Linked DNA regions of Homo sapiens: regions 1 and 3 are each linked to region 2. A link is an interaction called in ENCODE POLR2A ChIA-PET data of the cell type or tissue named here. Cell type or tissue: HepG2. All regions are shown on one strand. Region 1 has its middle 8.4 kb from the start of NKD1. Region 2 has its middle 73 kb from the start of LINC02178. Region 3 holds the start of LOC124903772 (a long non-coding RNA gene).

Evidence for each region. Peaks named below come from ENCODE experiments on the same cell type or tissue, not always from the same donor. Only the 100,000 strongest peaks of a DNase experiment are listed, where the experiment ranks them.
Region 1: POLR2A ChIA-PET joins it to region 2 with 17 read pairs; 3 of 35 experiments call an interaction of 5 or more read pairs at or near these places.
Region 3: POLR2A ChIA-PET joins it to region 2 with 21 read pairs; 3 of 35 experiments call an interaction of 5 or more read pairs at or near these places.

The regions. Positions count from the first base shown.
Region 1 is chr16:50,537,480-50,542,479 of GRCh38, reverse strand. No RefSeq gene overlaps it. Among named protein-coding and RNA genes, the nearest start is that of NKD1, 8.4 kb to the left of the region's middle. In HepG2, a CTCF peak has its summit at 1,880; DNase peaks (open chromatin) are centred at 1,909, 2,379 and 3,089; H3K4me3 peaks cover 507 bases.
Region 2 is chr16:50,465,516-50,470,515 of GRCh38, reverse strand. No RefSeq gene overlaps it. Among named protein-coding and RNA genes, the nearest start is that of LINC02178, 73 kb to the right of the region's middle. RefSeq lists silencers at 1,914-1,973, 2,184-2,263, 2,344-2,573. In HepG2, no CTCF peak of the experiment used is centred here; a DNase peak (open chromatin) is centred at 2,235.
Region 3 is chr16:50,518,784-50,523,783 of GRCh38, reverse strand. It overlaps LOC124903772 (a long non-coding RNA gene), which reads right to left and starts at 4,714. Exons shown (of 2, transcript XR_007065196.1): 1 at 4,606-4,714; 2 at 1,146-1,307. In HepG2, no CTCF peak of the experiment used is centred here; a DNase peak (open chromatin) is centred at 3,123.

The sequences.
Region 1 (5,000 bases), 72 kb before region 2:
TGGTCACTATAGCAAAGCTCATAGTTAATTTTCCTGTATCACCTGCCTTCCCTTCCAGCTTAGCTTCCTCCTCCTCTTCCTTCTTCCATGGCACAGAACACAGCTTCAAGGTGGCCCCTGCCACCACGTTGGTAACACCTGACTCCTTCACCCCTTAGCCAGAGCTGACTGGATGCCTGACCCATTGGCCCAACCCATCAGGATCTCTTTGCAGAATCTGAATGGAGAGGCCAGGGGCCTGCAGTCCACTTCCTGGTGGTCTCTACAGCTGTAGAGCTCCATAGTCCCAGGGGTTGGAGCAGCTTCTTGGGGTCGCTGTGGGCTGAAAAATAAGCAGGAAGAAGCAGGAGTAAGAACCATTAGGGGAAAGCAATGATAGTAAACCCCATGGAGAGAGAGACACAGACAGACTGGTCCCTGACTAACTGTATATGCTGACCTTGGATCCCTCCCTGTAAGACTCTTAATCCCCCTTTCTTGAGCTAGGGTCAAATAGCCTAGAGGAGGGCTCCCTGGAATTTAATGTGCATATGAATTCACCGGGATCTTGTTGAGATGCAGTGTGAGTGGAGCCTGAGAGTCATTTCTCACCAGCTCCCAGGTGAGGCTGATGGTGCTGGTGTATAGACCACACACAGTTGGAGGCTCTAGAAAGTTAAGCCTTCTCAGAAGCAACCAAGGTTACATAGCTTGCCCTTGCCTCGCATAAGCAGCCATGCTGGGGAGGAGATGGAGAGGCCAAAGTCAGGGAGGAGGCAACCAAGAAATAAAGGTGGGTGCTTCTCTTTTATTTATCATGTCATTCAGTGAAGATTTGTTGGGCGCCTAATTTACATCAGGCTCTTGTGTCCACAAAACAGACAAAAATGCCATCCTCATGAAGTTTATATTCTCATAGAGGAAGACAGACAATAAATACATAAGTCAGTGAAATATGTGGTGTGTCTATGGGAGAAAAAATTCAAGTGATAAAGAGAAAGAAAAAATACCAGGGCAGGAGCTAATGATTTTAGATAGACAGGTCAGAGAGGATAAGCTTTGTGCAAAGACTTGAAAATGAGGAAGAAACAGAGGGAACAGCATGTGCAAAGGGCCTGAGGTAAGGATATGCCAGGAATGTTTTGGAAACAGCAAAGAGGCCCCCGGCTCTGGAGCAGAGAGACCACAGTTTGGGAGTATTGGGGAGAAGATGAGGTTGGAGGTGACGGGGACAGATCATGAGACCCTTATAGGTCTCATCAAAAACTTCAGCTTTCCTGGAGAAAGACAGGAGTTACTAGAAGAGAGTTGTGGCTGGGCATGGTGGCTCATGCCTGTAATCCCAGCACTTTGGGAAGCTGAGGTGGGTTGATCCCTTGCAACCAGAAGATTGAGGCCAGCCTGGGTAACATGACAAAATCCTGTCTCCACAAAAAATAATTTTAAAAAGTAGCCAGGTATGGTGATGCATGTCTGTATTCCAAGCTACTAGGGAGGCTGAGGTGGGAGGATTGCTGGAGCCCAGGAGGCAGAGGTTGCAGTGAGCTGAGACTGCACCACTGCACTCAAGCCTGGGCAACAGAGTGAGACCCTGTCTCAAAAAAAGAGAGAGTAGTAACCAGAGCAACTGGGCTGCTGTGTTGAGAATAAGTGTGGGTCACAGGGCTATGGTGGGGCGCCAGGCCTGAGATGATGGCGACTTAGACCAGGTGATGGCAGTGGAGGAGGTAAAAGAAGTTGGACGCTGAATGTATTTTGAAATTAGAGGCAACAGCATTAGCAAATGTATTGGACGTGGAGTGGGAGAGAAACAGAGAAACTAAGGAAGCCGCCAAGATGCGGGGCCTAAGCAACTCCAAGGATGGAGCTGCCATGAACTGCAATGAGGAAGCCTGCGGGTGGAGCTGGTCTGCCAGGCAAGGAAGAAGAGGAGCTCCATTTGGCACGTTGTTTTGAGACGACCGTTGAGTGTCCTGGCAGTGAGATTGAGTGGCCAGTTGGATCTATGAGCCCAGAGTACAGAAGCAAGCTGCAGGCTGCAGATATGTGCCCAGGCATCATAAGCAGGCAGATGGAATTGAAAGCCCAACACTGGATGTGATGCCCTGGGGAATGACTGTGGACAGAGAACAGAAGAGGGCCAAGGAGAGAGCCCCATGGCCTTGCAAAGATGAGAGGTCTGCAAGTGTCGCAGGCCGCAGACACCGGTGAATTCCGCCTGCCTCCTGCGCATCCCAGCACCACGGCGGCCTCTTGGCTTCTGTTCCCCTCCTAGAAAACCCTCTCTTCCATACCTGCTCGCCACCCCCTCTCCCTGCATCCCATGGCAGGCAGGGTTCCTGGCTCCACATCTGAACTCTCAAAGCACTTCTTTGTTCAAACCAACCCTAGAGATAAATGAGACAATGTGTGTAAAATGCGTAGGGCATCCAGCCGAGGGGACCTCAGCAGATGCTAGCTCTCTCTGATGCCCTGGTTAGAACAGCGTCGCCCTCTCTGCCTCCGCTGAGGTCCTGACCCCAAGTTAATCCTCTCTGCTCCTGCCTCGCATCACACTGTGGCTGGCACACAGTAGGGGCTTTTGAAATGCTTTGCTGTAGGCCTGAAGGGCTGAACACACAGGCCCATCTGGCCAGAGGTGACGCTGCCCCCACGGCTTCCCCTGGCCTTCCCCAGGCCCCCCCCCCACATCATTTTGTTTCTTCTGACTCTGTGCCCAAGACAAGGTCACTGTCACCTTTTCGTTCCAAGAAGCCCTTGCCAGTATCACATCCACCCCTGGCGAGGCCAGGAAGGCAGACGCAGGCTGCTGCTGGCGGAGGGGGTGGGCAGCCACTGTCACCCCTTCCTCTGAAACCACAAGGGACAGGGGTGTTTTCTTCTCCTCTGCAGAACTGAGAATTCTCCATTTGCATCTTCCAGCAGCGAGCCGGGGTACATCCTCCACCTGGCGCCTCTTTTAACATCATTTCTGCGGACTTCTCAGGGTGACAAGTATCTTTGTTTTGAGCCCCCCTCCAGCCCCTCCTGTTCTCCCTGGATTCTAACTCTCTTGCAGGCTTCCGCCTGCACAAAGGGACCATTGAGAGGCAGGCTGTAGGACGCCGCCTTTGATCTGAGGTTCTAATAACGTGTGTATGTTTGTGTCCCCAAACAGGGCAGCAGCTTCGCTGGCTCACGGAGGCAGGGGGAGGAGGAGAAAGTGGGCAGATCGTTACACTGAAGGCTTGGTCGTGAGCATTGGTTGGCACATTTGGAAGGCACCCCCACAGATCCTCGTTCCACAGGCAAAGACCCTGGCACGGTCATGATTTGCCAAACCAAGACCTGTGAGGTTAGTGGGATGGCCCGGGCGCTCCATAGAGCCAGGGGTTGCAGGTTCACCAGGGGAAGGGCAGGAGTCATAAGGGAGGGGGACTTGGACCAGGTGGATCTGGTGGCAAACTGAGCAGCATATACCCAACACAAAGGAACAGTGGCTGCTGCACACCAGCTGCCAGCTGCAGGCCCAGGGCTGCTAGATCTTTTGATTTTTCAAGAATAGCTGGAAATCCAGGTTTCTAGGTGAAATCTCCAAATTGTAAAATATCGGCAACTAATTTTAAAAATGTGAAGCCATGGTGCAGGCCAAATGAAATGCGCGCCTCTGCAGGAATCCAGCCTGTGCCTGCTGGCTTCGCCCTCTGCCTGGGTGGACTCACCTGGAGAAAATGTGCCCTGGAGGCAGGGAAGTGTCGGGAAGGGAAATAACTCAGACCAGGCTGTCTCCAAGAGGGAAAAGGTGGGGTGGGGATGCCGGACTGGGGCCTGCTGCCCCAGTGTTCCCCAAATCCCCTCTCTGCCTCCAGCATGATTTCTCTGGTCCCTTAGCAAATGGGTGCCTAGTCCCTCCCACGTGCAAGGACAGCGCTGGGCGCTGGGGATGCAGGAATGAGTTAGACAGGGCCTCTGCCTGCCCTCAAGTCCACTCAGAGAGACAGAAGTATGAGAAACTGAACTCTACCAAGGCCCCACTAGTACCAGGCCCTGTGTAAAGGGCCATATGCCGTGTGTTCTCTCCTGCTATCCTGACAGTCCCCGAGGGAGAAGAGATGATGATACCATCTCCACTTCACAGATGAGGAAATGGGATCAAGGAGAATAGAAAAAGCTCCTCGACCCAGTAACCAAGACTAGATTCAAACCCCGCTACTTGTCAGCAAAGCCCTCATCTGTGGACGCCACTCCACACCATCTCAGAGACTGCAAGATGGGTCCCTCAGGTTTAGGCCATGGAACTCCATGAGTTGTGCAGTGCATAACCTATACAACTGTATGCGCTGACCCTGTGGTAGAACAGAAAAATTGCAACATATTAAGTGTTCATCAAAGTATGTATAAAGCCCTGAGGCTGAGCTCAGGAATGTCGAGGCTGGGGCTTTTCTAAGATCCCTTTTCCAACACAAATTTTGCTTCTGGTGAAGAAACACCTTCCTTCTTTGCCCAGACCTGCTGCCTTCCTTGAGTATCCATGAGAAGTAAAGACCAAGCAGAACACATTCATTACTTGGCTCTACCATTTGCCCTCAGTTTTCCCATCTGTGAATGGGGACAGTAGGACCATCCTTGCAAAGTTATTGCTAGGAAACAAATCGAACATGCCTGAAACAACTGGGGAGGAATCTCAGGTGAAATGTGATGGCTCTGACTTTGTCACTTGTCAGCTGGGCGACCTTGACCACCTACTCATGCTCTTTTGCCAGTAAATGGCATACAGTGCACGGCTCAGAATGGGCTCTCAGCAGGGGTTAGCTGTCATCCACGTGGCCTCATTCTCCTTCCTTATCATTCTCTCTATGGCCTCCCACCAGTGGAAACATGCTCAGAAGGGGCCATGCCCCTCTCCTGAATACAACCTTCCATGGCTTCCACTTTCTTCAAGCATCCGGCCAACACCTTGAAGACCTCACTAGGCAGCACAGCACTGGCCTTTCCAATGGCATTTGCAACAAAGGAGCAAAGTGACAGAGCTCCCTGCAATG
Region 2 (5,000 bases):
GTTAAAAGGAACACATATTGATACATCCCCAAATACACACACACACACACACACACACACGAGCACAGTCACACATGCACACAGTACTCATGCACGTGCACATACATCCACACATAGGCGTGTACTCCCACCCTCCCAAACTCTACCAGTCAGCACAGACAACTCTCAGGCTGGACTTCCCAGACCAGATAACTGAGTGTCTCGGTCCCTTTCAAGTGGTATCAGAGCACAGGCCTGCAAGTATCCAGGAGACGGCTGATGGAGAAAGGGAAGAAGAGAGAGAGGCCCCCTCCCCCATCCGCCCACTGGCTTTAAAGGGAGAACAAAGTGAGCGGGATCAGAGTGTGCAAGGTGATGGCAGCAACGCTGAAGCCATTTATCACTGCCAGATGTGTGAAGGGTCAGGCTGCGGGGCACGCTGGGAGTGCCAGCAGGGGCGCCTGGACCCCAGACACGGCAAGAAATAACCTATCCAGTCAGCAAGGGACCGCAAAAGGGCTGCCAGGACCCTGTTCTTAACAAAATGACAATGAGCTTTCTTTTTTGTCCGGGCCAGAAGGGGCTGGGGCCAGGGTGGAGGCAGCGACAGCTTAATAAAGGGCCGTCAGTGTCAGTCAAAGCTCTAAAAATACTCTCCCGCTGCCAGCAGGCTCACTCTTGCACCCGCCCGCGGGCTTTCTGCTGCCTGAATGGTCCCTCAGTGACGCACAAGGACAAATGTGTGCCCAGAGAGGCCTGGTGTCAGGTGGCACACATGGTCCAGCTTGTGGCATCTGCCCTCTCCCTCACCCTCACCCCTCCAGGTCCCTCTAACAGGCACACCTGGGGCCAAGAAGGGGGTCAAGAAGGGGGTCAAGAAGGTGCCAGGGTGGTGTGTGCTGGGTGCACACTCCCCACTGTGCTGCTCCATCCACACACAGGAGAGCAAAGACACTAGCCACCTCTCCTTGCAGGTGGCTTCCTACCCCAAAGGCAGCCAGACTTCATAGGAGATCCCAGGTTTGAGGAAGGATACTCATTACTGGCTGTGGAGGCTCCCATTCAGACGGAGGAGGCACCATGGGCTTTAGGTAAGCCCCTGGTCCAGGCCCTAGAACCATCTCTGCTTTTGCTACAGGCCAAGTGTGGAGAAGGAGGTTCAAACCCTGTCCTTAGGGAGATCCCAGCCTGCTGGGGCAAGTGCAGCCACAGCCTTAGAAGCCCTCCTGATCTGATGGAGAAGGCTCAGCTCTTGCCTTGGGGAGTTCCCAGTCTGATGAAGGAGGCACAGCGTCCCAAAGACAGGTTGCCACACAGGGGCAATGAAGGGATTTCAGCCAAAGTGTCCTGACAGCCCTGTGCTCCTCAGACTTTAACTTTGCAACTGAATCACCAGGGATCATTACAAGAGCAGATTTTCGTTCCGCAGCCCTGGGGTGGGGCCTGAGATTCTGCATTTTTGCTTCATGGACACATTGGTTAGTGCAGTAATGAGATCCTGGGTGATGGGGGTGCTGCAGGCGCCTGAGTAGCAGGATGAGACGTGGGGAGGGTGCAGACCTGGTGAGGGTGCAGACCAGAGTTCTCTTGGTTCTTCTGCTGATGGAAACAGCCCTGAGCTGGGGCCCTAAGGAGGGCTCCGTGGAAGAAGCGTAGCAGAATCAGATGCGCAGAGAGAGGACTAGGGAGCCGGCAGGCCCTATTTAAAACTGTGGCTCTGGCATTTATTAGCTGTGTGGCCTTGGGCATGTTTCTTGACCTCTCTGAAGTGAGGACAGCAACGGGTGTGCCCACCTCGCAGGGTGGTGTGACCAGATCCATCACATCCGGCATGCGGCAGGGGCTCAAGACATGCCAGCCACTACGTTTATACTAAACTAACTGCTGTGCCCTCGGATTGGAGAGCCCAAAGGCACCAGAGGGAGATGCCAGCGTCAAGAGACAGAGCCACAACGAAGCGAAAGGCGGGGCTGCAGAGAGGCCCCGGGTGTCAAGAGGCCCTGAGGCCTCGGGCGAGTCCCTGGCCTTTCTGAGCCGGGATCCTCACCTGCAGTATGGGGATCACAGCACCGCCTGCCTCTGTAGCTGTGTGAGAGGTCAGATCGCACGGCGCCTGGCACCCGGTAGGCGCTCCATAAAGCGCTCCACGGGATGGGGGTGGGGTTAACGTGGAAGGCCCCCCGCTGGCCCCGGGCCGGCTGCCTGGGAGGAAGCCAGAGCGCCCTCCCCGCCCCACCCCCACCCGGGCCGCCTTTGAGCCCCGCGCTGCGCTTTGAAGTCCCAGATGGGCCTGCAGGAAAGAGGATCCCGCGCCCAGCCCCCAGCCCGCACCTGGATCAACACGCGCCGCCAGCCCCGCCGCCAGCCTGGGTCCGACGGCCTGGCGGCAGGGACGGCCAGGCGGCCGGAGCCGCCGGGCAGCGGCTCACTTCAAAGCGCCAGCGGCCGCCAGCGGGAGGGGGACCTAATCAGGCCCGGCTGCAGCCGCCTAGGCGCAGAGCCCCGCCCGCCCGGGCTCCCGCCCCCGCCATCTGCTCTGCGTTAGAGCTCGCGCCGCTGGGGGTAGGGGCGGCGGTGGGGGAACGGCCAGTCACCGCCATCCGAGTTGTAAGGCCACAGGCGTCCTCTGCCCCAGCTAATTCCACGCCATCACTGCTTCATCAGTGCACGGTTAGTGGAGTACATCACTGCTTCACGGATGCACTAGTTAGCGCGGTGCATCACTGCTTAATGGATACACTAGTTAGTGTGGTGTATCAATACTTCACCAATGCACTAGTCAGTGCGGTGTATCACTGCTTCACGGATGCACTAGTTAGTATGATACATCACTGCTTCACGGATGCACTAGTTAGTGCTGTGTATCACTGCTTCATGGATGCATGGGTTAGTGTGGTGCATCACTGCTTCACGGAGGCACTAATTAATGTGGTGCATCACTGCTTCATCCATTCACTGGTTAGTGCGGTGCATCACTACTTCATTAATGCATTGGTTAGTGCAGCAAATCTTTATTGAGTGCCTGGTATGTGCTAGGCAAGGGAAATCCATTTTGTTCATTCATTAAACAAACGTTTGTTGAACTCCTGTTTTGTACTAACAGACCCTGGGAGGCACAATTCAGTCATTCCTTCCTTCATTCAATAAACCTTTAAAAAATATAGAGATGGGGTCTTGTTGTGCCACCTAGGTTGGAGTGCAGTGATGCGATATCCGCTCACTGCCATCTCCAACTGCTGGGCTCGAGTGATCCTCCTCCTACCTCAGCCTCCTGAGTAGCTGGGCCTACAGGTGTGCCACCACGCCCAGCTTTTTTATTTTCTGTAGAGACAGGGTTTTGCCATGTTGCCCAGCCTGGTCTCAGACTCCTGACTTAAAGTGAACCTCCTGCCTCAGCCTCCCAAAGTGCTGGGATTACAGGTATGAGCCACTGTTCCAGGCCAATAAACCATTTTAAAAAAAAAGAAAAGAAAAAAACAGCAACATCTTGATTTTAAATAAGTAATTTTTTAGTGTTGACTGCATGCAGTTACTGCCCCCCAGGTTCATCTTCCTCCCTCCCCACTCGCAGTCACACCCAACCCATTCACCAGCTCCTCCTTGCCTACTCCAAGATCCAGCACTTGTTCTTCCTTCCTGGAATGCCCTCCTCTGCCCTGGACAAACTTCCTACTCATCCTTGAAGAGCCCAGGTTAAAAACTTCCTCCTTTGTGAATCCTTCTCTACCTTTTCCAGTCCCCATTCCGCACCCACTGGGTGCTTCTCTCCCACTAAAGGATACACAGCCTTGAATGAGAGGGATTTATTCCTTTTCAGGGCCTGTGTGCCCCCCACAAACTGGCAGCCCCAATCTAGACCCTGTCAGTGGGCAACTGTGTGGTTCTTATAACCTTTCTGTGGCTCTATTTTCTCCTGTGGGATTTGAAAAGGCCTTGCAGGGTTGTGGAAAACAAGGTGGGTTAGACACAAAGCCAGGCCCAGGCAAAATACCTGGTAGAAGGTAGCCATGGTTGCTTGATTGTTTCCACAGCCCTCTGGCTCCAGGAATGAAAGCTGAGTTCATGCTCTCTCCTCCAGGAAGCCCTCCTGATCTGAAACTAGGCTTCCTCTCCCTCTGCTGAGATCCTGCCAGTCTTAGTCAGCCCACTGGCTGCTGGCATCCAGCTGCTCCTGCATGCTTGGGGCTTGCTGAGCCTGTGTCCTGGGCCCGAGGCTCCAAAGGGCAGGGAGCTGGCCCCATGTCTCTCTCTTTTCTCCCCCTGCAATGCCTGGTACATTGAACACCCTGGATCCAGCAGCCAAGGGTCCCTCTCAGGCCCTTGCTCTGCCCAGCGGGGAGCTGGGGCTAGGTAGGCTGCTTAGGTACTGGGCTATGTCCCCTAGAGGTGCAAGGAGGTGCCTAGGGGCAGGGGTTTTACACACAGGCAGGATGGTGGGAGTGCAAGTCACCTGCCATACCAACCTACTGGCTGTCTCATGCCCAAGAGCTAAGTATCATCAGGCTTCAGCTTTGAGAGCCACTGAAGTCTTTTTGGAAGCCCCAGGAGCTCTAAAGAGGGTAACCTCGGGGAATGAAGCTAGAGCATCTGTCCAGGAGACCATCAGGCTGGAGTAGCCTGGGTTGGAGTGAATCAGAAAGGGGCTCAATTCCTGGAGATACTGGCAGACAGGCAGGAAGAGCACTGGACCCCTGGGTCATGACCCTTCTTGTGCCCTCAGGTCCTCTCTCCCTTCCTCTCTGTCCTCTGCTTCCGGCCAGCTCACAATCTCTGTCCTTCTTGCGGGTTCCATGTCTCTCCTGGCTTGTGGTCACCTGTGGGGCAGCGGGAAGGAGCCTGAAGAATGAGGTGCTTGGAAAAGTCCCAAGCATAAGGCCTGCAGACAGTAAATGAGTTGTGGGTGTTGGGTGGGTTGGGAGAGATACGTGTTTAAGCTGTACGTAGACTTGTGAAAAAAAGACCTGGGTTTGAGTCCTGACTTAGTCCCTTACTAGCTGGGGGACATGGAGGGGTCTCCTCAG
Region 3 (5,000 bases), 53 kb before region 2:
ACTTCATGAACCTAATTCAAAAGCAAGATGGATTTTAAAAGTCTGTGGCCAGAAAAACACATGTGTGTCTCCAAAGGTGCCTCCAGGGAGACCTCCTGATTTGATTGTCCTTGCTCAGCCAAGAACTGGTTCAACCTCCTAGGCTCGGTGACCTCCTGTTTCAAGAGCTAAATCAGAGTCACAAATCCAGAACTGCCCTTCCTTGGATTGTCTCCCTCTTCCAGCCACTAGGAGGATGGAAGATGGTTGCTTCCTTGGGATTCTCTCTACTGTCTTTTTTTTTTTTTTTCTGAGACAGGGTCTGGCTCTGTTGCCCAGGCTAGAGTGCAGTGGCATGATCATAGCTCACTGCAACCTCAAATTCCTGGGCTCAAGTGATCCTCCTGCCTCAGCCTCCTGAACAGCTCGGATCACAGGTGAGTGTCACCATGCCCAGCTAATTTTTAAAGTTTTTGTAGAGACAGGGTTTTGCCATGTTGCCCAGGCTGATCTCAAATTCCTGGGCTCAAGCAATCCTCCCTCTTCAACCTCCCAAAATGCTGAGATTACAGGCGTGAGCCATCATACCTGGTCCCTTATTGTCTTTAAAATGTTGCTTCTCGTGTCACTGATTAGATAAGAATGAGGCTAATGTCCAAACTATATCTACTCACTGGTAATTTAGAAGCAATGGATGTTATGTCATACCAAATTAACTGCAGCTAATAATTAGAAACAAAAAATTAAAAATAAAAGAATTCCATGTCAAGAAAGGCCTGCCCTCAATTCTATATATGGTGGATAAATCCAGACAGTGTGTGTGTGCTCAGGGAGTTTCCCTGGAAGCATGACCCTCTCACAGGGAGGGAGAGAGAGTGGGGATGGCTCCTGCTGCCTCTAGAACAGAAAGGACTCATCTGCAGGTGGCTCCTGGGGAGAGGGGTGCTGGATGATTAGGGAACCAAGAAGGGAGAAGACCCTACACCCCGGTAAGTCCTAGAGGGACTTCTTGTTTGTCCCTCAGCAGGACAATAATTAGTGGACTTATTATTTGTCCACTTGGAAGGGACAAATATGGTCTGGGACAGAATAAATGTTGTCTCCCCAGGCTTTCTCCAGTGAATGCAATCGCCAATTTAAAAGGAAGAAAAACATATCAGACTGAGTAGCTAGAAATGAAGTATTACTATTATAATGATGACAAGGTGCTTAGGGTTAACATCACCGGCTTTGGGAGCCCAACTGCTTGAACTCAAATATTCACAGCTCTGCTTACTCAGCATCCTGGGTCAAGTTCCTTCCAGTCCACTCTCCCTCCGCTTCCTCATCTGTAACACAGAGATAATAATGACTTTCACCACCTCATCAGGATGTATAAGGGGTTAGTGTACACATGCACTGTGCATTTCAGCACTAAATACATACTCAGCATTGCAGCCCGATGTGGTGACACGAGAGCTTCAGGGGGTCCAGAAGGCTCCATATTCCTAGTTCAGTCATCTTTTTTGGGGGATATCATTCAGCCCCTTGGAGCCTCAGTTTCCTCATTTGAGAGCCAAATGACTGCCTCGCAGCATTATCATGAAGATAAATGGAATGATGAAAGGAATCATTCCCTAAGCTGTAGAAGGCATACCTGGTGATTGTGCAGTGCACAATCTGAGCAACCATATGTGTCAGTCCTGATAATGAACACAAAGCAGTTGGCATGTTGGAGATACCACCTCTGTGCCTCCTTTTTTGTAAGTTTGCATATCAAACCGTTGACTCTAACTCAAAGTCTTTCCTGCAAGCTTCCTCCACACTGAGTCCAGTGGATGTAAAAGCTGAGGAAGAACTGTGCCATCCTCAATCCACAAGGGTTCCTGCCCTCAAAGAAAGAGTTTGTAGCAGGAAATAGCCCAAGCCCTGCTGTAATGCAAGACTGAACTCCATGCAGTAGGCTCCAAGAGTGAAGCAACCTCACAGCAGGATAACAAAAGCCAGGAACAGCAGGAACATCTTTCCCCAAAGGAGAGTCACTGGGGACCACCTTGATTTAAATGTGTCAAGTGAAGGAGGGTGGAAGTGGCTGTGTCTGCAAAGGTGAGGAGTTTCATGCTTCAGAAAAGAAGGTCTGGCCAGGCACGAGCCACCGTGCCTGTAATCCCAACACCTCCAGAGGCAAGGTGGGTGGATCGCTTGAGCCCAGGAATGCAAGACCAGCCTAGGCGAAATAGCAGGACCCCATCTCTACAAAAAAATTAAAAATCAGTTGGGCATGATGGCGCATGCCTGGTCCCATCTACTTGAGAGGCTGACGTGAGAGGATCGCTTGAGCCCAGGAGGTTGAGGTGACAGTGAGCCATGATTGCACTACTACACGCAAGTCTGGGTGACACAAAGAGACCTTGTCTCAGAAAAAAAGAAAGGAAAGAAGGAAGGAAGGAAGGAAAGAAGGAAGGAAGGAAGGGAAAGAAAGAAAGAAGAGAAAGAGAGAGAAAGAAAGAAAGAAAGAGAAAGAGAGACAGCGAGAGAGAGAGAAAGAAGAAAGAAAGAGAGAGAAAGAAAGAGAGCAAGAGAGAAAAAGAAAGAAGAAAGAGACAGAGAAAGAGAAAGAAAGAGAGAGAGAAAGAGAGAAAGAAAAGAAAGAGAGAGAAAGAAAGAGAGACAGCAAGAGAGAAAAAGAAAGAAGAAAGAGAGAGACAGAGAAAGAGAGAGAAAGAAAGAAGAGAGAGAGAAAGAGAGAAAGAAAGAAAGAAAGAGAAAGAGAGAGAGAAAGAAAGAAAGAAAGAGAAGAAAGAAAAGAAAATAGGGTCATGCTGTCTCTCCTAGCTTCCTTCCTGAGTGCACCCAGTAGTGCCCACTCAACCCCAGAGCAGAGGTCAGGATGAAGGCTTGGAGAGGCTCTGGGGACTGGCCCCTAGTCCCCTCTCCTGTACCAGTCAGTTAATCCACTTCAAATGGAGCAACACAGAGAGAATCCCGAGTGACACCATTTTTCTATTACCCTTCATTACAGCCACTTAGATCTTTTATTTTATTACAAACATTCTTTAGCCCAGACACGGGCTGATCTCCTAATTGGAGCTGCTGCCTCCACCCCCACCCAGATCAAAGCCACCCTGTTTGTTTGTGGAGGATAGAGGATGAACCGTCTTGCCGGCCTTTGAACATGAAGGCCCCTTTGTCTTCCAGCTGAAGTCATCCCTGGCACCAGGCAGGGAGGAGGCTTCCGGTGGGGACGGTGGAGGTCAGGAATTCTGTAGCCTGGTCAGAGGCTTGGACCAGAGCTTGAGTGGGGAACAGCTTTCAAAGCAAGACCCCAAATTTCCCTGCCTCCCTTTGAAGAGTTGTCTCAAAAGGTGGCCCCAGGGAATGCCTTATTTGCCCCCATGATGATTTTTAATTTAAATATCAATTTGAATATTCAAACACTTTAAAAGATTGAGAAAAAATATCAGATATTTGAATATTTCTTAAAGAAATAAAATACTTTCTAATTTCTTTTCAAAAATCAGAATGTAGCCAGGCATGATGGCTCACACCTGTAATCCCAGCACTTTGGGAGGCTGGGGCGGGTGACACTTAAAGTCAAGAGTTTGAGACCAGCCTGGCCAACATGGTGAAATCCCATCTCTACTAAAACAAATACAAAAGTTAGCTGGGGATAGTGCTGCATGCTTGTAATCTCAGCTACTCAGGAGGCTGAGGCAGGAGAATTGCCTGAACCTAGGTGGTGGAGGTTGCAGTGAGCCAAGATTATGCCACTGCACTCCAGCATGGGCAACAGAGCGAGATTCTGTCTCCAGAAAAAAAAAAAAATCGGAATGTCTGGCAATACTGGACCTCTATTAGAGAAAGAGCCAACCAGTTTTCAGCCCTATGCAGGCTTTTTTTTCTTTCTTAACTGTTGCAATAAATTATTGTTTCCCTTGAGGTGTCTTCTTTCATATCCCTGGGCCCACCAGAACTTCACCTCTGCCACTGGAGATGATTGGGAGTGGGGAATGACTGTGCCATTTTACAGATGGGAAAATTGAGGCCCTGTGGCATTCAAATAGCTGCTGGGTGGTCACACAGAGGTTAATAATAGACTCAAGATGCAAGAAGTACAAGACAAAAGGAATGAACACTTATTCGTTCTCTCTTATTTTGAAATTATGGTCAATATAGCTATTGTGGGAAAGAAAAGCCCAACGAGCTGCCATCCCATAACCTAGAGATGCCTGATGCTAACACTAGAGTCTATTACGTGTGGGGAGCTGAGTGGACATTATCTACACTACACAACAATCCTATGCGGCAGTTTATATTTTCTAGATTTTAGAATAGAGAAAACTAAGGTTTTGGGGGCTCAAGGACTTGCCCAAGGTTACACAGTATGGCCAAGGTTGAGACCCAGGTCTGCCTGACTCAAAAACCTCAGGAAGTGGTTCCATTCTGGGTCCATCGTGAGCTGGGTGATATTAGACAAATTATTTCTCAGAGCCTCAGGTTGCCCTACACAATAGGGAGGTGTCTGCTCAGAGAACACACCTTCTACTCGGGGCTTGACCTCTGTCCCCCTCCCCCACAGCCTTATTTATAGTTCCCTACTCCACCCTCCCTGGAAACAGCCACCTGGACCAAGGGCAGACACTTTACCCAAGCTGAGCCGATCAGATCCTTCCTCCTTGGAAGTTCGGTTTGGGGCCTATTCCTGTAAAGCTGTGCTGGGACTATCCAAACTGGACCACAGGCAAGTGAGGTATGTCTGAAAGGAAAGAAAGATGCAGCTGACGTGCAGAGAGAAACAGACTCCAAGGCCAAAGTTGGCTCTCTATATCCAGACCCTCCCAAAGTCCATTTCTCCTCTATCACTGGCCATTTGATATCACCCTGTACCTTGCCTATGATGCATTCTTTTCTGTGCAGGTTGACTTGAGAGATTATGCTGTTGCAGCTGTATAATCCCCCATGTAAGCAGAGTAAGATCTGGCTCTGTGCTTTCAAAAAAGTTATTCAACCTCAGTTTCTCCTATTTATAAAGTGGGAATAAT